Linked DNA regions of Homo sapiens: region 2 is linked to region 1. The links are chromatin loops, found by intact Hi-C in ENCODE. Cell type or tissue: PC-9. All regions are shown on one strand. Links, peaks and the distances in the headings refer to the core of each region. The heading gives the core; the rest is flanking DNA.

Region 1 (10,126 bases), core at 1,213-9,212:
GTGAGCAGGATGGTAGTCTAGGCCAGGAGAAGTGTTTGAACAAAGCAGCAGAGATGAGACTCAGTAGACCATGGGAAGGGGGTGGCTGGCTTCACGAGAGGTGGGGCTAAGGGGCCTGGAATCCAGGCTAAAGACCACACCTACATGTGGCAAGCACCAAGACAGGCATTTGAGGGTTTCCAAATCCTCAGGTCTCTTGCTGGGGTCTGGAATTTGGAAGGGGAATCCACCAGCCATGGGGGCATCAGAGGAGAGACTTAGGCAGCGCTGTGGGAGGTTGGCAGATTCCAGGAGTGACAGAGGAGGTTTTTGGTTTGGGAGGGATTTTGTGGCCAATAGCCCATCAACTGTCCTCTGGGATTAGCCCCAGGAAGTTCTGTTTCTAAAACAAAAAATAATCATCTGGATAGGTATGGGAAGCTTCCTAGCTGCTTTTAGGCTGAAGCTTTTTGTCAGTTCCTGGGTACAAGTGACTGTCACTAGGCCTTGGAATCCAACAGCCTTAGATATCACTACCTCCTCCAGGAAGCCTCCCCTGAACTCCTAAGGGGCAATGTTCTGTCATGGCTGGAGGCAGGCCCACCTTAGGAGCAGCCGAGCTTCCCTCAGATGTTTGTTAACACTTGTCCCATTCAATTGACCCAAATCTGCCAGAGAAGGCAGGGAAGGTACATGTGGTCCCTGCCCTCGGAGGGCTCTCAAGTTTAGGGCACCAGCCTTGGGTACTGAAAGCAGCTGGAGAGCAAGAGGAGAGGACACCTGTGTCTCCTCCAAGCACACTGGTAAGCGGCACCGTGCATCTCCTCTGAGCACGCTTGTAAGCAGCACCGCGCTTCCCTTCTTGTGGGCAGAGGGTACAGGCCCACCACACCTGATGCTGGAGCCCCTCCCAGGCCTGCTGGGCCAACCTGGGCCTGAAAGCCAGAGGCTCAAGCTCTGACTGTCCCTTCCAGGAATGCCTCATGCCTGGCCTCTCCCTGCTGTCTGAGTCTCCATTTCTCTGTTTCCTCACTCCCTCAGAGCATGGTCCAGGGGCCCGGATCCCAACCCCAACTCCAAGGCTGGTGGGCTCTACAGACTGCTTTCCAAACCAGCTGTTTTGTGACCATTTGTGCTTAGAGGTCGTGCCAGCCCATGGCAAAGACACTGTGTACTGTATTTATTTATTCTGTTAGTGGAAAAAAACAAGACTTAATTCACCCCTGCCTGTCCCCTCGCCTGCCCCCTGTGTAGTGCTGCATGACACTCTGTGTATCTGTCCTTCTGTCAGTCTCATTCCCTGTGATGTTGTGACCTGTTCTTTGTCTTACTTGGCGAATAAAAGAGAACCCAGCAGCCCAGACCTCAGTCCATGTTCATTCCCAGAGATGCCCGCAGTGGCCTGAGCAGGCAGTGTCTCCAGGTCTGTTCACTGCCCCTCTGATGCCATGGCCAGTGGGGAGGGAGGCGGACCTACTGCACTATTGGCCATTGTCACACTGACTGTGTAGCTCTCTCTGTGGCCCTTACTAATCTGCAGCCGGGATGCCACTCTGGAGTGGCTGCAGGGGAGCAGATAATGGGAGACAGTTCCATCTTCTCTAGGCTGTTTGGACCTCACCCAAACACAAGTGGCAGAGTAGCCTGGGACATGGGACGCCTGAGACAAGCAATGCCTGGGAGTATTCAGTGTAGCTTGGGAGACGGATGGGTCTGCAGGACAGAGAGAGGCAGGGGACTCTGTGGAAAACTGCAAGTAAGCCAGGGCCAAAGGGGAGTGGTAAGAAGAGACATTTGGATCTACAGCCAGAGCTATTTTCCAGTGGAAAGGGAAGCCTTCAGAGGCTGTGAGCTCTGTCCTCAGAGGTGAGCAAGCAGAGGATGAAGGAGGGCTTTCTGCCATGGTGCGCTGGGGTGTGTCTGTGTTGTTATAAGTCTATCTGCAGGTCTGAGAACCTGTGCTATGAATTCCTAAGTGTCTGCTTGCATCTGTGTGTGTACGAGCACATTCACGATGAGCAGGAGAGACAGCGCGAGATAGACGGCAAGACCGTACATATAGGCAATAAGTGCAGAAAAAATGCACAGCCAGGAAGTTCTTGCTGTGAAACCCTGGTCCCTCCAGCTGCATTTCAAGAAAAAGAAGACAAGAGATCTCTGCTCAGTCCTGGCTGCTTTGGCTCCACCTTCTTCCCCGGTGCTCCAGAGTGCCGGCGCAGGGCCAAGAGCCAGAAGAGGTGGTGCATGCACCTGGCTGAGGTTTAGGGGAGGTGACAGTCTCCTCTGTCTGCGGATTTCCTGGTAGGAGAACCCAGCAGACCTGAATGTATGCAGGCAGCTGTCTGCTAGGCTTCCCAGGGGCGGGCCCTGACCTCCCCACTTCCCAGGTCCACCCCAGGAGACGCATTCCTCTCTCCCCAGCGGGCTGAGGATTAGGGCGGGGAGCGTCTCCCTTTCACCTTGTCCCCTGCCTCCCTGGGAGGGGCTGAGAGATCAAATATCTGCCTCAAATCTCCCACTGCTCCCTCCCCTGGCCTGAGCCATTGACTGCCTCCTACGTACTTCAGCCCCAAGGGACACACCTTCCCTGGCATAAAGGGTACCCTGGTAACACTGCAGTTCAAATCACTCATGCACTCAGCATACACAGAGCACCTGCTGTATGCCTATGCCTGTGCTGGGAGCTGGCTACATAGAAACAAGTAAGGAAAACACTACAACACAGGGTGATATGGTGTTCAAAAAATGGAGACCTTGGGATGGGCACAGTGGCTCACGCCTGTAATCCCAGCATTTTGGGAGGCCAAGGTGGGCAGATCACCTGAGGTCAGGAGTTCGAGACCAGCCTGGCCAACATGGCAAAACCCTGTCTTTACTAAAAATAACAAATATTAGCCAGGTGTGGTGGCGTGTGCCTGTAATCCCAGCTATTCAGCTACTCGGGAGGCTGAGGCACAAGAACTGCTTGAACCTGGGAGGCGGAGGTTGCAATGAGCCACGGCACTACTGCACTCCAGCCTGGGCGACAGAGCGAGCCTCTGTCTCAAAACAAAAAACAAAAAACAAACAAAAAAAAGGATACCTGTGGGAGCACAGAAGAGGACCCCTAGCTCAGTCTAGGGAGATCAGAAAGGCCCCTTGGGAGGGAGACTTTTGACCTGAGTCTCATGGGTCCAGTGTTCACCAGGAAGTCAAAGAGAAGGGTGCCCTGGGAGAGGCATAGCTCATAGAAAGCTGCAGGATTGAGCCAGCTTGCCAAAGCCCTGAGCCCTGAAAGAACAAGGGACTTGTCTGGGTGGGGCTTGAGGATGGTGGGGGTGGTGCCAGCCAGTGAGGATGAGGAGGGAAACAAGGACCTTGGACTGAAGCCCAAGGGCCAAGGGTGTGGGAGGCACTGGAAGCTATTCCCAGTGAGGGAGTGGGGTGATCTATGCGTATTTTAGTAACCCCCACTTTCGCTGCATGGTGGCTCATGAGAAGGAGGTGGGGGCAGGAGATCAGAGAGGAGGCCAGTATCTGTCACGTCCTGGTGAGAGGAGGGTGGCATCCATCTGGACTGGGGGAGGGAGTGCAGAGCAGGGGTCTGATTGATGAGAGATTTCGGAAGGAAAATTGTTGTGGTGATTTTAAGCAGGATGGGGAGGGTCAAGGGTACTTTCAAGTCTCTGGCCAGGCAATAGGGTAGATGGAGACCCCTACTCTGTTGGAGTGGAGTGAGTGTCCGAAAATGATCCTGAGCTCAGGGTAGTCTTGTTTGCTGCATTTGAGGAGACTTCTATTTATTCAAGGGAAGATGTAGGGTCTGTCTCTGCTGCTGACACAGACTTTCTCTGTGCCTGGCACCTTACACGTAAGAAGCCACTTGGCTGGGCATGGTGGCCCACTCCTGTAATCCCAGCACTTTGGGAGGCCGAGGCGGGCATATCATGAGGTCAGGAGTTCAAGACCAGCCTGGCCAATAGGGTGAAACCCTGACTCTACTAAAAATACAAAAGTTAGCCGGGCGTGGTGGTAGGCACCTGTATTCACAGCTACTCAGGAGGCTGAGGCAGAAGAATTGCTTGAACCCGGGAGGCAGAGATTGCAGTGAGCTGAGATTGCAGCACTGCACTCCAGCCTGGGCAACAGAGTGAGACTCTGTCTCAAAAAATAATTAATAATAATAATAATAAATAAAAGAAGTCACTTAATCCTTACACAACTCTATGAGGTAGGTACTATTACTATCCTCATTTACAGATGGGAAAACTGAGGTACAGAGTGGTTAAATAACTTGCTGAGGGGCCACATAGCTAGTCATGGGCCAACCAAGGGATGAACCTGGCTGGCCTCAGAATCCATGCTCTTAGCCTTGATGGTTGTCACAGGGAGATGGTGAATGAAGCCACGTTGCTAAATGAGATTACAGAGAGAGAAGCAGAGGATGGGACCTCAGGGAAACGCTGACCACAAAGAGAAGAAGAAGCTACTGGTGGAGCCAGGATGAGCTAAGCCTGGCTTGCTGTTTACTGAGGGCAAATAACTATCCCTCTCTGGTCTGCAGTTTCCTATTCTGTTGAATAGGAATCTTTAACCAGGTCCAGCCTGCTTCCTGGGTGACTCAGAGGAGGTAAAAAGGAGAAGGCACTGGGGAGGCTGAGAAGCTGAGCAGTTCTAGGCCCAGCATGCCGTTGGTGCTCAGATAGCCCATGGTGGGGGAAATGGGAAAGGTAGGGGGCTCCCCGAAGCTTCTCTCCAAATTCCCCATGTTCTCTCTTTCTTTTTTTTGAGATGGAGTTTTGCTCTTGTTGCCCAGGCTGGAGTGCAATGGTGCGGTCTTGGCTCACTGCAACCTCCACCTCCCGGGTTCAAGGGATTCTCCTGCCTCAGCCTCCCCAGTTGCTGGGACTACAGGCGCTGACCACCACTCCTGGCTAATTTTTTGTATTTTTAGTAGAGACGGGTTTCACCATGTTGGCCAGGCTGGTCTCAGACTCTTGACCTCAGGTGATCCACCTGCCTTTGCTTCCCAAAGTGCTGGGATTACAGGCGTGAGCCACCGCCTGGCTGAGCCATGGCGCCCGGTAGTTCCCCCTTCTCTTAGGCCTTGGCCAATGTTCTTGCAGCTCAGGGGTCTGGTTCCTTAGGGGCCCTCAGGGAAGGGGCCCCTGCTGAGAGGGTCTGGGGAATGGACCCCTTTAGGGCTGGGCACTTCCCTCATCTCTTTCCCACAGAGCTGCTCTGGGCTGGAGCCCTCCACCCCCATCACTCATTCTCCTTTAGCTTCTGGGAAAGCCGATTAGGAGGTGGCCTTCTACCCGCCCCCCTGACAAGTGTGTCTGAACTTCCAACAAAGGCCCTCAGAGGGTTGCAGAGGGAGGGCTCAGCACTGGGAACCTGACACCACTGGCCAGGGATCACCCCAGCAGCCTAGGAGGCAGCTCTGTGGGGCTGCCCACCCCACGGCAGGCAGGAATGTCGCTCTGAGAGGGGACCTGGTCCCACAAAGGCCTGGGGGCTGGGCTGAGGCAGGCTGGAGAGGTCTTCACCTGGGAGGCCTCACAATAAGGAAGACAGCAAGGGCCAGCACCCAGGAAGGCACGTGGGAATAGGCATACACGCCCCCACACACTGACAGCCTCTCACACACATTCCCCATACATTCACAGCACACACGCACACACGCATCCTCTCACACCCCTGGGACATGTTGACTTCTGCACTGGACCACACAATCCCAGGGTGTCTGTCTCCCTGTCTCTCATGCCTGTGTACACAGCCCCACTGCAAACCGGCAGACACACAGCCACGCTCTGTCGCCTGATGCTCCACACACCCGCTCCACCCCCAGACATGCATTCTTCCCGGCTTGCTCACACTCCAGACAGCCCCTGAATGCTCAGTGGCACCAGCTCCCCTGTACAGACAGCCTCTCGAGCCAAACTGCTGGCCTGGTGCCCACAGAGACTTGGTGGCGGCTGCCCTGTGATTGTGGAAGATGCCACCCAAATGCCCACATAAGAGTCAGACACTGGTCCCAGCTGCCATGTGAACACCCATGTGCACCAACCCACACATCCACCCCAAGGGGCTGCCTTGAGCCCACCTCTTCACAGCATGCTCCCTCCTGCAGCAGCCTCATGGGCGTGTGACCCATGCAGTCACACAGGGCCCTGGGCTCAGAGGGCCCGCAATGTTCTGATGTCACCATCTTGAAATCTTTACATTTTAAGCAAGGGGCCCTGCATTTTCATTTTGCCCTGGACCCCATAAAATATATAGCTGGTCTCACTCCCACCCCATTTCTATTTATTTATGTATTTATTTGAGACAGAGTTTTGCATTTGTTGCCCAGGCTGGAATGAAATGGTGTGATCTTAGCTCACTGCAACCTCTGCCTCCTAGGTTCAAGCAATTCTCCTGCCTCAGCCTCCCAAGCAGCTGGGATTACAGGCGCCTGCCACCACACCTGGCTAATTTTTTTGTATTTTTAGTAGAGACAGGGGGTTTCACTATGTTGGCCAGGCTGGTCTCGAACTCCTGACCTCAGGTGATCCGCCTGCCTCAGCCTCCCCAAGTGCAGGGATTACAGGTGTAAGCCACAGTGCCCAGCCCACCCCATCTCTTTCAGCTAAGTCACTGGCCCTTCTGTGGCTTCAGAAACCCAAGGCCTCCAGAAAGCCCTCTGCTTCTCCCACCTGCCCAAGGGCCACCACTTCCTCTTCCAGCCACGGTTTCCTTCTCCACCCCATTCCTCATCAGGCAACTGAGTGTGAGGGGTGGAGGGAACTACCAAGAGCATCCTATACACACCTCCTCCTAGTGTCACCTTGGGGCTCAGTATTCTCCTTGGTAAAGTGGGGCGAATGATAATGCCTACTTCAGGGTTCTTTGTTAGGAATAAAAGATAACATCTGTAAAACACTTAGCACAATTTTGGCATTTAGTAAATGCTCAATACTTGCTTGTTTTTTTTTTTTAAATTTGTTTTTACTTTTATTATTTGAGATGAGGTCTCACTGTTATGCCCAAGCTGGTCTCTAGCTCCTGAGCTCAAGTGATCCACCCACCTTGGCCTCCCAAAGTGCTGGGATTACAGGCATGAGCCACGACGCCCGGCCAATACTTGCTTGTTATTATTGCACTTATTACATTATGATAAGTGCCACTAAACAAAAGTAGACTCAGTTCCTGGCCCTATATATAGTCTAATGGATAAAATGGAGATTACTCAAATAATCACACATATATCCACGTAAAGGAGCAGGGGTGAATGAGAAGTGCACACGTCTCTGACCTCGAAGGGCTTACGGCTAACAGGAGGGGCAATCTGAGGCTAGATTCAGGATCAATCTAGGGCAAGACACAGCTCGATTAGAGGTCAGAGTTGGAGCTCAGAATGGGCCATGGCAGGACTCAGTTTGGGGCAGGGCCGGCTCAGTCTGTGACTGGTGCCAAGTCAGTCACAGTTTCATTTCTAGCACTGACTCACTGTGGACTATTTAATAAGCTGCTAGGCTTCTGGGAACCTCTGTTTCATCATCTGTAAAATGGGGAGGTCTCTGTCTACCCCCAGGCTTGTGGGAGTTGAGTGCGGTAATAATGGAAGTGAAGGATTAAGCTTCTGTTGCCACCACTAATGACTCCAAGCCCGGCCCCCTGGGGCTCTCCTCCCCCAGCTCCTTCCAGGCCGGGGAGGCTGCGTGGCCCTCACCCATGTCTCCCGCTGCGGGAAACTGCCACCTCAGCCTGGGATCCTTTCCAAGAAGAGTCTGGAGATTTCACAAAGACCTCTGAACAACAAAAGTTGCAGAAGCGATATTTCCTCCTGGGGTTGACCGCCCCGTGGCTCCTTTATCTTGGCAGCCAGGCTTGAAGAGCTGTTCTTGGAAAGAGCCTGTGTGGGCGTGTGTGGGTGCACGTGGGTGTGAGTGTGTGTACAAGCTGCTCTTTGTTGTTGGTCTCATCTAAGCGGGACGATAGACCCGCAGGCCTGGGTCCTTCCCAGGTCACCCTGCCCATCTCCTGGCCTCTGCACAGCATGTGCTGGGCAGCCAGGAGGGAGGGAACACATTCTTTTTTACCTTAGGATTCTCCTGAAGAGAACTCCAGAACACAGGAGCCCCAGTGCTTCAGGAAGAATCCAGGGTACCTGAGGCAGAAGCTTCACGACAGGGGGCTGAGGCGGAAACTTGACGACACGGGAGATTAAGGGGAGGTAAAGGCAGGTGCTCATCGGCCCGCCCCTCGCTGTCTCCTTAGCATGCACAGCCCCTGTGGAGGCAGGGCCCGCGAGACGTCTGAAAGGTTCACCTCCTTCAGGTTTACCTTCAGTCTGCCCTCGGTAAGCTGCCTAGAAAGGACCGCGCAGCCTGCAAGCCCCAGCCTGCCTCTTGGACTGTGGGCTATTGGAAAAGCCCTTCTCTGGGCCTCAGTCCCTATTCATTTTTTTAAAGACAGGGTCTCACTCTGTCACCCAGGCTGAAATGCAGTGGTATGATCACAGCTCACTGCAGCCTCACCTTCCTGGGCTCAAGCCATCCTTCCACTTCAGCCTCCCAAGCAGCTGGGACTACAGGTACACATCACCATGCCCAGCTAATTTTTGTATTTTTTGACAGAGGTGGGGTTTCACCATGTTGCCCAGGCTGGCCTTGAACTCTTGAGCTCAAGTGATCCGCCAGCCTTGGTCTCCCAAAGTGCTGGGATTACAGGTGTGAGCCACCATGCCCAGCCCTCTGTCCCTATTTTTTTTTTAAGTGGGGCTTTGGACAACTTCTGAGCCTGATTTAAGCGCCCCACCCTGCTGGGTTGGGTGGAAGCCATAGATACATAGAAGAATAACTGAAAAAGCAGTCATTCTTCTGTCTGCCTTGTTACCTCCCTCTCCCACACTCCAGCCACCAGGGGCCTGCAGAGCCCAGGAGGATGGACAAGGTGTGGGGGAGAGGTCGCCTACTAAAGAGCCAGGCCTGTTGAAGTCTGGCCATTTCTGCTTCAGTTTCTCAGAATAGACATTCTCACCGGTCTCTAGTTCGGCTTCCATCCGGGGAGGAATCACTGATACCCAGCTCCTATCCACAAGCCTGAAGGGGTGGGCAGCTCACTACCTTCCAGGGCAGCCTACGCCAGGGCTGTTGGAAAGTTCTTCTTCATGTTGTCTGAAATCTGCCACCCAGTAGCCTCCTTATCAGGCCTGGCTTGGCCTGGGAGCCACACAGAACATGTCTATTCATGCTGTTGTGGAGTGTGTCACCCAGCTGGCGTGGCACCTCACACACTCACCGTGCCCTCTCCCCGGATACCTCTGCTCTGCCGGTCCCTCCTCCTGGGGACAGGCTTCACTCTTCAGAGCCCAGCCACATGCCACCTGCTCCAGGAAGACTTGCCAGATTATCACAGGGGAGGGAGATGCCCCTCCTCCTCTTGATGCCTCTGACCACTATATACAGTTCTCAACCACTGCCAGATGGGGCTCCCTGGGCAGAAGCTGGCATGGCATACAGCCTGGTATGGAGTTTGTGTTCAACCAGTACTGAACTTGTTAAATTAACTGGGAAGAGCATGTGAGGGACAAGCTCTGCTGAGGACCTCAGGGAACCAGGCTTCTGTCTGGGCCCTGCCATGGCTTTGCAGTACACTTGGGCAAGCCCTGGCTTTTTCTGGGCCTCTGTCTCCTGTGTAGAGGTTGGTCAGGGTGGTCCATACAGGTGCCTTTCTCAGGCAGCCTTGGTTTCCAAGAGTCTTGCTGGGTTTTGTCTTCCATGTGATATCATCCTGTGTCCTCAATTGTTCCATTCAGAGCTTCTTCCCATGCTGGGTCCTCCTGGCTGGGGGTGCAGATGGGGCTTAGAGGTCATCAGAGGGCAAAGGCACAGCAGCCTGGGGCAGTGGAGTGAGCGGATCTCCTGGGACAGCACCCAAGGACAGGTGGACCCTCTGTCCTTGCAGGCCTTCTCACTTTTCCTGCCTGCCTCCCTCATGCCATCTTTAAGAGATGAGGCTAGGTCCAAGGCAGCGGCCATGCCACAGCCTCCTGTCTCTTCCAGAGGACATGGCTCTGTCCTGGCACAGTCTCCTAGTTCTCGGCATCAACATCCAGAGTTTAGGGACCATGTCCCAGTCTCTGTGAGGTGGATGGGAAGTCAACATTAGTTGACTGAGCACC
Region 2 (10,126 bases), core at 1,022-9,021, 190 kb before region 1:
CTTACAATACAAGTCCAAATTTTAAGGAAAATGAGTCCCCTGCTATGAGTTTCCTCATGCTTCAGCTGTGTGTGGACCAGTCAGCTTCCGGGTATGACTGGAGCAGGGCTTGTCGTCTTCTTCAGAGTCACTTTGCAGGGGTTGGCGAAGCTGCTCCCATCCGCGTACAGCTCCCAGTCTACTGCTGTTTAAGGATGGTCTCGGAGTTTGGGCCCACTAGAATAAACTGAGTCCAATACTTCTACACAGTTATGTTTAACTGGGCTCTCTGATACAAGATGCCCAGCAAGATGGCGGGGTTTAGGGTGTTGCAAACTTCAATGGTTATGCAGGGATTTTCACAGAGCAAGCTTTGGTATCTAGTTAGTCCAGCATTCATTAGTTAATGGTGTCCTTTGGTATTTATTAAAATCACCACAGCATGGGGGGACTTTAGGTTTTGCCTAAGAGTTAGCTTATTTGCTTCTTGTGCTAACAGGGCCGTTGCTGCCAGGGCCCTTGGACGTGGGGCCAGCCTTTGGAAACCCCGTCTAGTTGCTTTGAGAGATAGGCCACTGGCCTTGGCCAGGGCCCTACAGTCTGGGTTAAAACTCTAACTGCCATTTTTTCTCTTTCTGACACATAGAGTGTAAAGAGTTTTGTCAGGTCAGATAGCCTCAGGGCTGGGCCCAAAAGGAGTTTTTTTTTAACTCATGTAAAGCTCATTGTAATAGATGTAGTTTTTCTAATCTACATTTTTATTGACTGTCATCTATCAAAATATTGACTTAAATCCTGTAACTATTTGATTTCAAGCTTTAAATTGATCTGGTATTCCTTGCGGGGCTCCAGTTGCATCTAAATAGATGTGAGAGTTGAAAGACCTATAAGGAGCTTCTCTCGCTTTATGATGTCTTATTTTTTTTTTTTCCTCTGGTTGATGAAATGCCAGGGTAAAAGGGATAGCCAAATGGACTAAAGCACAAGTGCCACTCTAGTTATTCAGCAGAGTGCCCAGTAAAGGTCCACCACAATACCACCATACATCCACTCGGGGATGAACAGAGGCTGACTGATTGATAAGCTCTTGAAAATTCTTAAGCTCACTGCATCCCTTCAGGTCTCCAAGGAATGCTAAATCTCCTCCCTGCCATGAGAGACAAGAAGTGAACTTAGTGTTGGGAGACATAAGTTGGATGGCCCTCCGGGGCTGACCCGCAGGGACTTCAGGATATAGCAGAGAGAGCTTGGCATGACTTATCACTCCAGGCTGTAGAATCCTGGAAAAGAGCTACCATGCAGCCCACGCCTGGTCGACTGGAGGACCACCTTAGTGGAAGGGGGACAATCAGGGCCTCTGGCCTGCCACGTGCACAAGCATAACAATTGCTTTTGTTTAACGTGCAGATGGAATATATGATCCATTTCAACCAGGCATTTGCATCTTGGTATGCCGTCTTAATTGCCAAAGTTTGTTTTAAGTCTTTAACTTGTATGGTCCTCTAGTAAAATGAATGTTTCCTTTAGCACCTATTTTTATTAGTTTTTAGACCAAAGAAAGCTAAACATTATTTTATATTTAATAATGTTTCTTGTATGATTTTTATACCAGATAAGTTAAATTTTACCTTTATATTAGTGTGTTGTTAATGTTAAACTTAATTTTAATAAAACCTTGTAGACATATTTATCCAATTTTTTATGTTTGACCAATTTTTTATGCTTGAAGGCGGCATGCTCATTAAGAGTCATCACCACTCCCTAATCTCAAGTACCCAGGGACACAAACACTGCAGAAGGCCTCAGGGACCTCTGCCTAGGAAAGCCAGGTATTGTCCAAGGTTTCTCCCCATGTGATAGTCTGAAATATGGCCTCGTGGGAAGGGAAAGACCTGACCATCCCCCAGCCCGACACCCGTAAAGGTTCTGTGCTGAGGAGAATTAGTAAAAGAGGAAGGAATGCCTCTTTGCAGTTGAGACAAGAGGAAGGCATCTATCTCCTGCGCGTCCCTGGGCAATGGAATGTCTCAGTGTAAAACCCAATTGTATATTCCATCTACTGAGATAGGGGAAAACCGCCTCAGGGGTGGAGGTGGGACATGCGGTGGGCAATACTGCTCTTTAAGGCATTGAGATGTTTATGTGTATGCATATCTAAAGCACAGCACTTAATTCTTTACCTTGTTCATGATGCAGAGAGCTTTGTTCACGTGTTTACCTGCTGACCTTCTCTCCACTATTATCCTATGACCCTGCCACATCCCCCTCTCTGAGAGAGAAACACCCAATAATGATCAATAAATACTAAGGGAACTTAGAGTCCGGCGGGATCCTCCGTATGCTGAACGCTGGTCCCCTGGGCCCCCTTATTTCTTTCTCTATACTTTGTCTCCATGTCTTTTTCTTTTCCAAGTCTCTCGTTCCACCTAACAAGAAACACCCAAAGGTGTGGAGGGGCAACCCACCCCTTCATTTTTTGTTTACAACTTTTGGAGACAATTTTTCAACATGTCTCAACTTTCTGACTTATTACAAACTTTTTTTCTTTAAACAAACAGTTAATTTATTTCAGGACAAGAATTTACCATATAACACTCTTTTTACATAAATTTTGCCTGCCCCCCTTTTTTTTTCTTTTTTTGAAGATAACCATTCCTTATGTCTTTGGACTAGACTGTCCAAGGCCACAAGATTAGAAGTTACCATAATACATGTTACACTGTTAACTTTTAGCAAACGTCACTTTTGTTGAAAACCTTGTAAGTTTGGGATTTCAATTATCCTTTGCTATTAATAAGACCTTGTTTAGTCTAAATTAACTTAGAATTGGTATAGATGGCCTCTTTTTCTCTCTGCTGGTCTTTCCTTGCCTCTGCCAGCCATTTATGCCGCTATTCTTTTTTTTGAGATGGAGTCTTGCTCTGTCGCCCGGGCTAGAGTGCAGTGGTGCGATCTCAGCTCACTGCAAGCTCCGCCTCCTAGGTTCATGCCATTCTCCTGCCTCAGCCTCCCCAGCAGCTGGGACTACAGGTGCCTGCCACCACGCCCAGCTAATTTTTTTTTTTTGTATTTTTAGTAGAGACGGGGTTTCACCGTGTTAGCCAGGATGGTCTCGATCTCCTGACCTTGTGATCCGCCCGCCTCGGCCTCCCAAAGTGCTGGGATTACAGGTTTGAGCCACCGTGCCCGGCCATTATGCTGCTATTCTCTTGACTGCTGTGGGGGGGAAGGGGGTCTAAAACCAGCTGTAACTGTCTATGTACAGAAACTGGTCTGGGTGCCTTGGCTTACAGGTGGCCTTCTGTCATACCTTTGAAACAACGGACCTGTCCAGGCCAACCCACCTCTAATGCTGTCCAGTCTATTTCACACAAAGTTTTAAGTTTTCCTGGTGCCACAGTAACACCGTAATCTCCCTTAAATTCTCTCTTGAAATTCTCTTTTTAACATAGTTCCTAGTGGGGTGGGCTTATTTGCCTGACCCATGCTGCTTTTTTTTTTTGATACAAAATACCATGCTCACATCACACACACTCACCACAAGACAAAGAACAGGTAAAAAGGGCACACATACACTTTTACCGTTTATACCAAACCAAAATCACGAAATTCAAAATCCGAGTACCAAAAAATCCAAGACAAGTCAAAACCAAAACCAAAGTATCCAGCAATTCAAGTCAAGTTAAAACCAGAACAAAAGTGCCAATGCAGACCCGCCATGGGTGATCAGGCCATGCTTCCACTCAGATGGAGTGGGGCAAGTTCCAAAGACTAGTCTTACCAAGTTTCAGATGTCCGGACTCCAAGTGCCAGTTCCTTCCTGGTGTTCAGCCACTGTGTTAATCCTCTGTGGGGGCCTGCTACATGCTGCTCTGGCGACGCGTTCCACTGGGGCAATTGCCTACCCGGGAGCACTCTTTGGATCGCGTCACTCAAGCTGTCTGGAGTCCCCCACAGGGACGCTCCACAGGGCAGGTTTAAGCCGGCCGTCAGTCACCTCGCTTCCCGGTCAGGGAACCAAGAAATGTAGCAGGACAAGCCGCAGACAAAAACCTCTCAGACACCGAGTTGTAGAAGGAAGGGCTTTATTCATCTGGGAGCATCGGCAAGCTACTGCCTTAAAATCCGAACTCCCCGAGTGAGCAATTCCTGTCCCTTTTAAGGGCTCACAACTCTAAGGATTTCACATGAAAGGGTCGTGATTGATTTGAGCAAGCAAGGAGTACGTGACAGGGGCTGCATGCACCGGTGCTCAGAGAGAAACAGAACAGGGCAGGGAGTTTCACAGTGTTCTTCTATACAATGTCTGGAATCTATGAATAACATCGGTTTTTAAGTTATGAGTTGATTTTTAACTACTGGGTTTAGGTCAGGCAGGCCAGGGCCTGGTTTCGGGCCTGGCGCCGGGCTGCCTGTCTTTGGTTTTACTTCCTTGTTTTTTTTTTTTTTTCTTAAAACAGGTACTGAGTATAAAACAATATAAAACCATATGAGAAGTTCTCTCTCTTCCCTCAAACTCTTATAAGACTTAAAGTTGTGGCCGGGCACGGTGGCTCATGCCTGTAATCCCAGCACTTTGGGAGGCCGAGACGGGCGGATCACGAGGTCAGGAGATTGAGACTATCCCGGCTAACACAGTGAAACCCCGTCTCTACTAAAAATACAAAAAATTAGCTGGGCGTGTTGGCGGGCGCCTGTAGTCCCAGCTACTCGGGAGGCTGAGGCAGGAGAATGGCGTGAACCCGGGAGGCGGAGCTTGCAGTGAGCTGAGATCGCGCCACTGCACTCCAGCCTGGGGGACAGAGCGAGACTCCGTCTCAAAAAAAAAAAAAGTTGTTATTTCACAAACACAAAACTAAATAATATTACAAGGCTGAGTATGTGCAGTATTAAACTATATTTGTTATTCTCACCTGGTTTTTACCTTTCCTAAGACTTTTAAATAGCGATTCTATTATTACTAATTTTTGGCCCTTGCTTGTTTAACCTCCTAGTAACATTTGTGTCTTCTAGACTACAATAATTCCACATGAAAACAATGCTGGCACAAGACTTCTAACCCATCCCATCTTCTGACTTAGAAAATAAAAACAAGCAGCTATTAGACCCATCAGATTAGGTATCCAGAGATTGTCACTCCTCCAATGCTAGGCAGGGCCTATGACCATAAAATTAGCAGAAAACAGCTACAGAAGATGGCCCTCTTCCCTTCTGCAGCCCATTTAAGGTCTTTTTAAAGAGAGAGTCTCACTCTGTCCCCCAGGCTGGAGCGCAGTGGTGCTATCTTGGCCCACTGCAACCTCCTCCCGAGTTCAAATGATTCTCCTGCCTCAGCCTCCTGAGTAGCCTGGACCACAGGCCTGTGCCCCACGCCCAGCTAATTTTTGTATTTTTAATACAGATGGGGTTTCATTATGATGGCCAGGCTGGTCTCGAACCCCCGGCCTCAAGTGATCTACCTGCTTTGGCCTCCCAAAGTGCTGGGATTACAGGCCTAAGCCACCACACCTGGCCGCCCCTTTAAGATTAAGGAGGAGTATCTAATCTCTGAGGGGGAATGAAGTAGGGGACTGGCAGGAATTATTTCCAGCTCCCAAGGTGCCGCTTAGATAAAATGAAGAAACCGGCAGGAACCAGCAGATGGCAACAAAAACCATCCCTAGCTACCCTCACTGGTCATTAGCATAAGATACTTCCTCTGGGGCATATTTACAGATGCTATGGCAATGACCAGGAAGTTACTGCCCCTTTCCTAGAAAGTTAGGAATAACCTGCCCCTCAATTTGCATTAGCCTGCTTCTTAATTTGCATCTAATTAAAAGTGGGTGTAAGTGGCTATAAATACAGTTGCTAACAGGACAAGAGCGGCTCTGGGCACACTGCCTATGAGTTGTCTCTACTCTACAAGGAGTAGCTCCAGTTCAATAAAAATTGCTGTTTGACCACTCATGGTGGCTGATGCCTCCAATAACAGCACTTGGGGAGGCTGAGGCAGGAAGATTGCTTGAGCTCAGGAGCTTGAGACCAGCCTGGGCAACATAATGAGATCTTGTCTCTACAAAAAATACAAAAATTAGCTGGTCATGGTGGTGGGCACCTGTGGTCCCAGCTACTTGGGTAGCTGAGGTGGGAAGCTTGTTTGAGCCCAGTAGGTTGAGACTGCAGTGAATTGGGATTGCACCACTGCACTCTAGCCTGGGTGGCAGAGTGAGACCCTGACTCAAAAAAAAATTGCTGTTTAACACCACCGGCTCACCCTTAAATTCTTTCCTGGGCAAAGCCAAGATCCTTCCCAGACTAAGCCCCAGTTTTGGGGCTCGCCTGCCTGTCTGCATCTAAACCACAGCCCTGCACAAAAACCATCACAACCTTACACAAAATACTACTGTGAAAACATCTGCCCAGTAACTGCCTGTCCAACCTTGGACTGATGCTTGTTATTGACTAACCCTTGTTACTAATTCTTGTAGCAAGGGATAATTGTTCCAAAACAACTTACTATGTGTAACGATTCTCACTTTTCCTTTAACCCCCGCCCCCCCTGCTTTTTTTTTCAGGTCAGGCATAGTGGTTCATGCCTGTAATCCCAACTCTTTGAGTGGCCAAGGCAGGCGGTCCCTTGAGCCCAGGAGTTTGAGACCAGCCTGGGTAAAATGGTGAAACCTCATCTCTACAAAAAATATGAAAATTAGCCAGGTGTGGTGGCTTGTGCCAGTAGTAGTCCCAGCTACTTGGGAGGCTGAGGCAGGAGGATTGATTGAGCCTGGGAGGTTGAGGCTGCAGTGAGCCATGACTGTGCAACTGCGCTCCAGCCTGGGCAACACAATGAGACCCTGTCTCAAAAAAAATTAAAAAACAAAAAACAACTCTTGTTTTCCTTTACCTCCTCATATGCCCGTAGGTTAATATGGTACCATATTCCACATTGCAATGCTTACTCCTGAATTAATTGATTATATTTGGATAATCTCTTTTATTTAGTTTGACAACAGAACTAAGGTAGAAAGAAATCAACTATAAATATAAGAGTGGAAATCAATTACATATAAAAGAAACGGAGGAAAACAACAAAACCGAAAGCTAGTCCTTTGAAAAGTTCAATAAAATATATAAACATCTCATTAGCCTGATAAGGTACAAAAGAGGGAAGACACAAATTGCCAATATCAGTAATAGGGGACATCACTAAGGATCCTATAAACCAAAGGTCAGCAAGCTTTTTCTGTAAAGATTCAGGGAGCATGTTTGGCTTTGTGGGCCACACATGATCTGTGGAGCAACTACTTAACTCTATTGCAGTGGTAAAGGAGCCATAAAAATTATGTATTTATATTTCAAAAACAGGCTGCAGGATGAATTTGGCTTGTGGCTGTAGTTTGCCGCCCCATACTATAGACATTAAAAGGATAATAATGGAATATTCTGAAACACTTTATATGAAGACAATCAATACCTTAGATGAAATGGACACATTCTTTAAAAGACTAAAATTGTTGGGGCTGGGCTTGGTGGCTCATGCCTGTAATTCCAGCACTTTGGGAGGCTGAGGCAGGGGGATCACCTGAGGTTGAAAGTTAGAGACCAGCCTGGGCAATATGGTGAAACCCCGTCTCTACTAAAAATACAAAAATTAGCCGGGTATGGTGGTGCGTACCTGTAATCCCAGCTACTCAGGAGGCTGAGGCACAAGAATCTCGAACCTGGGAGGTGTAGGTTGCAGTGAGCTGAGATTGCACCACTGCACTCCAGCCTGGGTGACAGAGTAAGACTCTGTCTCAAAAAAAGAAAAAAAAAAGATTCAAATTGTCAAAACCAATGCAAGAAGAATTAGAAAGTTCAAATAGCTCTATATTAGGGTTTCTCAACCTCAGCACTGTTGATATTTAGGTTGGATAATTGTTGTGGGGAAGGGCTGTCCTGTGTATTGCAGGGTACTGAGCAGTATCCCTGGCCTCTACTGACTAGATGCCAGAATGACCACCCAGTTGTAACAACCCCAAATGTCTCCAGATGTTACCACATGTCCCCCAAGGGAGGGATAAAATCACCACTGCCCTATATCATTAAAGCAATTGAGCCAGGCACGGTGGCTCATGCCTGTAATCCCAGCACTTTGGGAGGCTGGGGCAGGCAGATCACCTGAGGTCAGGAGTTTGAGACCAGCCTGACCAATATGGAGAAAACCTCGTCTCTACTCAAAATACAAAATTAGCCGGATGTGGTGGCACATGCCCGTAATCCCAGCTGCTCGGGAGGCTGAGGCAGGAGAATTGCTTGAACCTGGGAGGCGGAGGTTGTGATGAGCCAAGATGTGCCATTGCACTCCAGCCTGGGCAACAAGAAGGAAACTCCGTCACAAAAAAAAAAAAAAAAAAAAGGCCAGGCGCAGTGGCTCATGCCTGTAATCCCAGCACTTTGGGAGGCCGAGGCAGGCGGATCACCTGAGGTCAGGAGATCAACACCATCCTGGCTAACATGGTGAAACCCTGTCTCTACTAAAAAATATAAAAAATTAGCCAGGCGTGGTGGTGGGCACCTGTAGTCCCAGCTACTTGGGAGGCTGAGGCAGGAGAATGGTGTGAACCCAGGAGGTGGAGCTTGCAGCGAGCCGAGATGGCACCACTGCACTCCAGCCTGGGCGACAGAGCGAGACTCCTCAAAAAAAGAAAAAAAAAAAAGAAATTGAGAAGTTGGTTAATAGGTACAAAAATATGGTTAGAGAGAAGGAATAAATTCTAGTATTTGATAGTAAAGTAGGGAAATTATAATTATAAATAATTTAGTGTATATTTTAAAATATCTAGAAGAATTATAATGATCCCAACACAAAGATAAATGTTTGTGTTTGAGGTGATGGATATCCCAATCCCTTCATAATTGATCATTATACATCATATACATGTATCAAAATATCACATGTACTCCCAAAATATGTACAATTATTATATATCAATAAAAATCACCAGCCTGACTTTGGGAGGCCGAGGCGGGCGGATCACGAGGTCAGGAGATCGAGACCATCCTGGCTAACACGGTGAAACCCCGTCTCTACTAAAAATACAAAAAATTAGCCGGGCGAGGTGGCGGGCGCCTGTAGTCCCAGCTACTCGGGAGGCTGAGGCAGGAGAATGGCGTGAACCCCCGGGGGCGGAGCCTGCAGTGAGCCGAGATTGCGCCACTGCACTCCAGCCTGGGCGACAGCGAGACTCCGTCTCAAAAAAAAAAAAAAAAAAAAAAAAAAAAAAAAAATCACCAGCCTGGCCAACATGGTGAAACCCTGTCTCTACTAAAAATACAAAAGAAAAAAAAATTAGCCAGGTGCGGTGGCGGGTGCCTGTAATCCTAGCTACTCAGGAGGCTGAGGCAGGAGAATCGCTTGAACCTGGGAGGCGGAGGTTGCAGTGAGCCGAGATCATGCCATTGCACTCCAGCCTGGGCAACAAGAAGGAAACTCCAACTCAAAAAAAGAAAAAATTAAAAAAAAAAAAGAAAATAGAAGTGAAGGGACATTTCCTAAATTCATTTTATGAGGCCAGCATTACCCTGATATCAGAATCAAACAAAGACTTTATAAGAAGAAAAAACTGCAGGCAAATACGACTCATTAACTCAGACCCAAGAATCCCAACAATCTGGGAGGCCGGAGCGGGCGGATCACGAGGTCAGGAGATCGAGACAATCCTGGCTAACACAGTGAAACCCCATCTCTACTAAAAATACAAAAAATTAGCCGGGCGCGGTGGCGGGCGCCTGTAGTCCCAGCTACTCGGGAGGCTGAGGCAGGAGAATGGCGTGAACCCGGGAGGCGGAGCTTGCAGTGAGCAGAAATAGCGCCACTGCACTCCGGCCTGGGTGAAAGAGCAAGGCTCCGTCTCAAAAAAAAAAAAAAACACACACACACACACAAAAAAGAATCCCAACAATATTTAAAAAGAATACTGTATCATCGGCTGGGCGCAGTGGCTCGTACCTGTAATCGCAGCACTTTGGGAGGCCAAGGTGGGTGGATCACCTGAGGTCAGGAGTTCAAGACCAGATTGGCCAACATGGCAAAACCCTGACTCTACTAAAAATATAAAAATTAGCTGGGCGTGGTGGCCTGCACCTGTAGTCTCAGCTACTCAGGAGGCTGAGGCAGAAGAATCGC

What was found. A loop is a pair of places that touch in the nucleus more often than their neighbours do. Peaks named below come from ENCODE experiments on the same cell type or tissue, not always from the same donor. Only the 100,000 strongest peaks of a DNase experiment are listed, where the experiment ranks them.
Region 2: it touches region 1 in a loop (4-fold over the local background); 6 of 110 quality-filtered maps call a loop at or near these places.

Annotation. Positions count from the first base shown.
Region 1 is chr1:46,514,877-46,525,002 of GRCh38, forward strand. DMBX1 (diencephalon/mesencephalon homeobox 1) reads left to right here. Exons shown (of 6, transcript NM_172225.2): 6 at 1-1,340. Among named protein-coding and RNA genes, the nearest start is that of TMEM275, 16 kb to the right of the region's middle. RefSeq lists enhancers at 2,061-2,912, 7,344-8,295, 8,296-9,246, 9,247-10,126 and a cis regulatory region at 7,300-8,372. In PC-9, for the core only: a CTCF peak has its summit at 2,620; DNase peaks (open chromatin) are centred at 2,365, 5,345, 5,825 and 7,735; H3K4me3 peaks cover 1,231 bases; H3K27ac peaks cover 4,751 bases.
Region 2 is chr1:46,328,065-46,338,190 of GRCh38, forward strand. No RefSeq gene overlaps it. Among named protein-coding and RNA genes, the nearest start is that of NSUN4, 7.7 kb to the right of the region's middle. RefSeq lists enhancers at 693-1,421, 1,422-2,151, 2,152-2,880, 3,611-4,340 and a silencer at 5,876-5,925. In PC-9, for the core only: CTCF peaks have their summits at 5,620 (motif pointing right) and 5,819; a DNase peak (open chromatin) is centred at 5,667.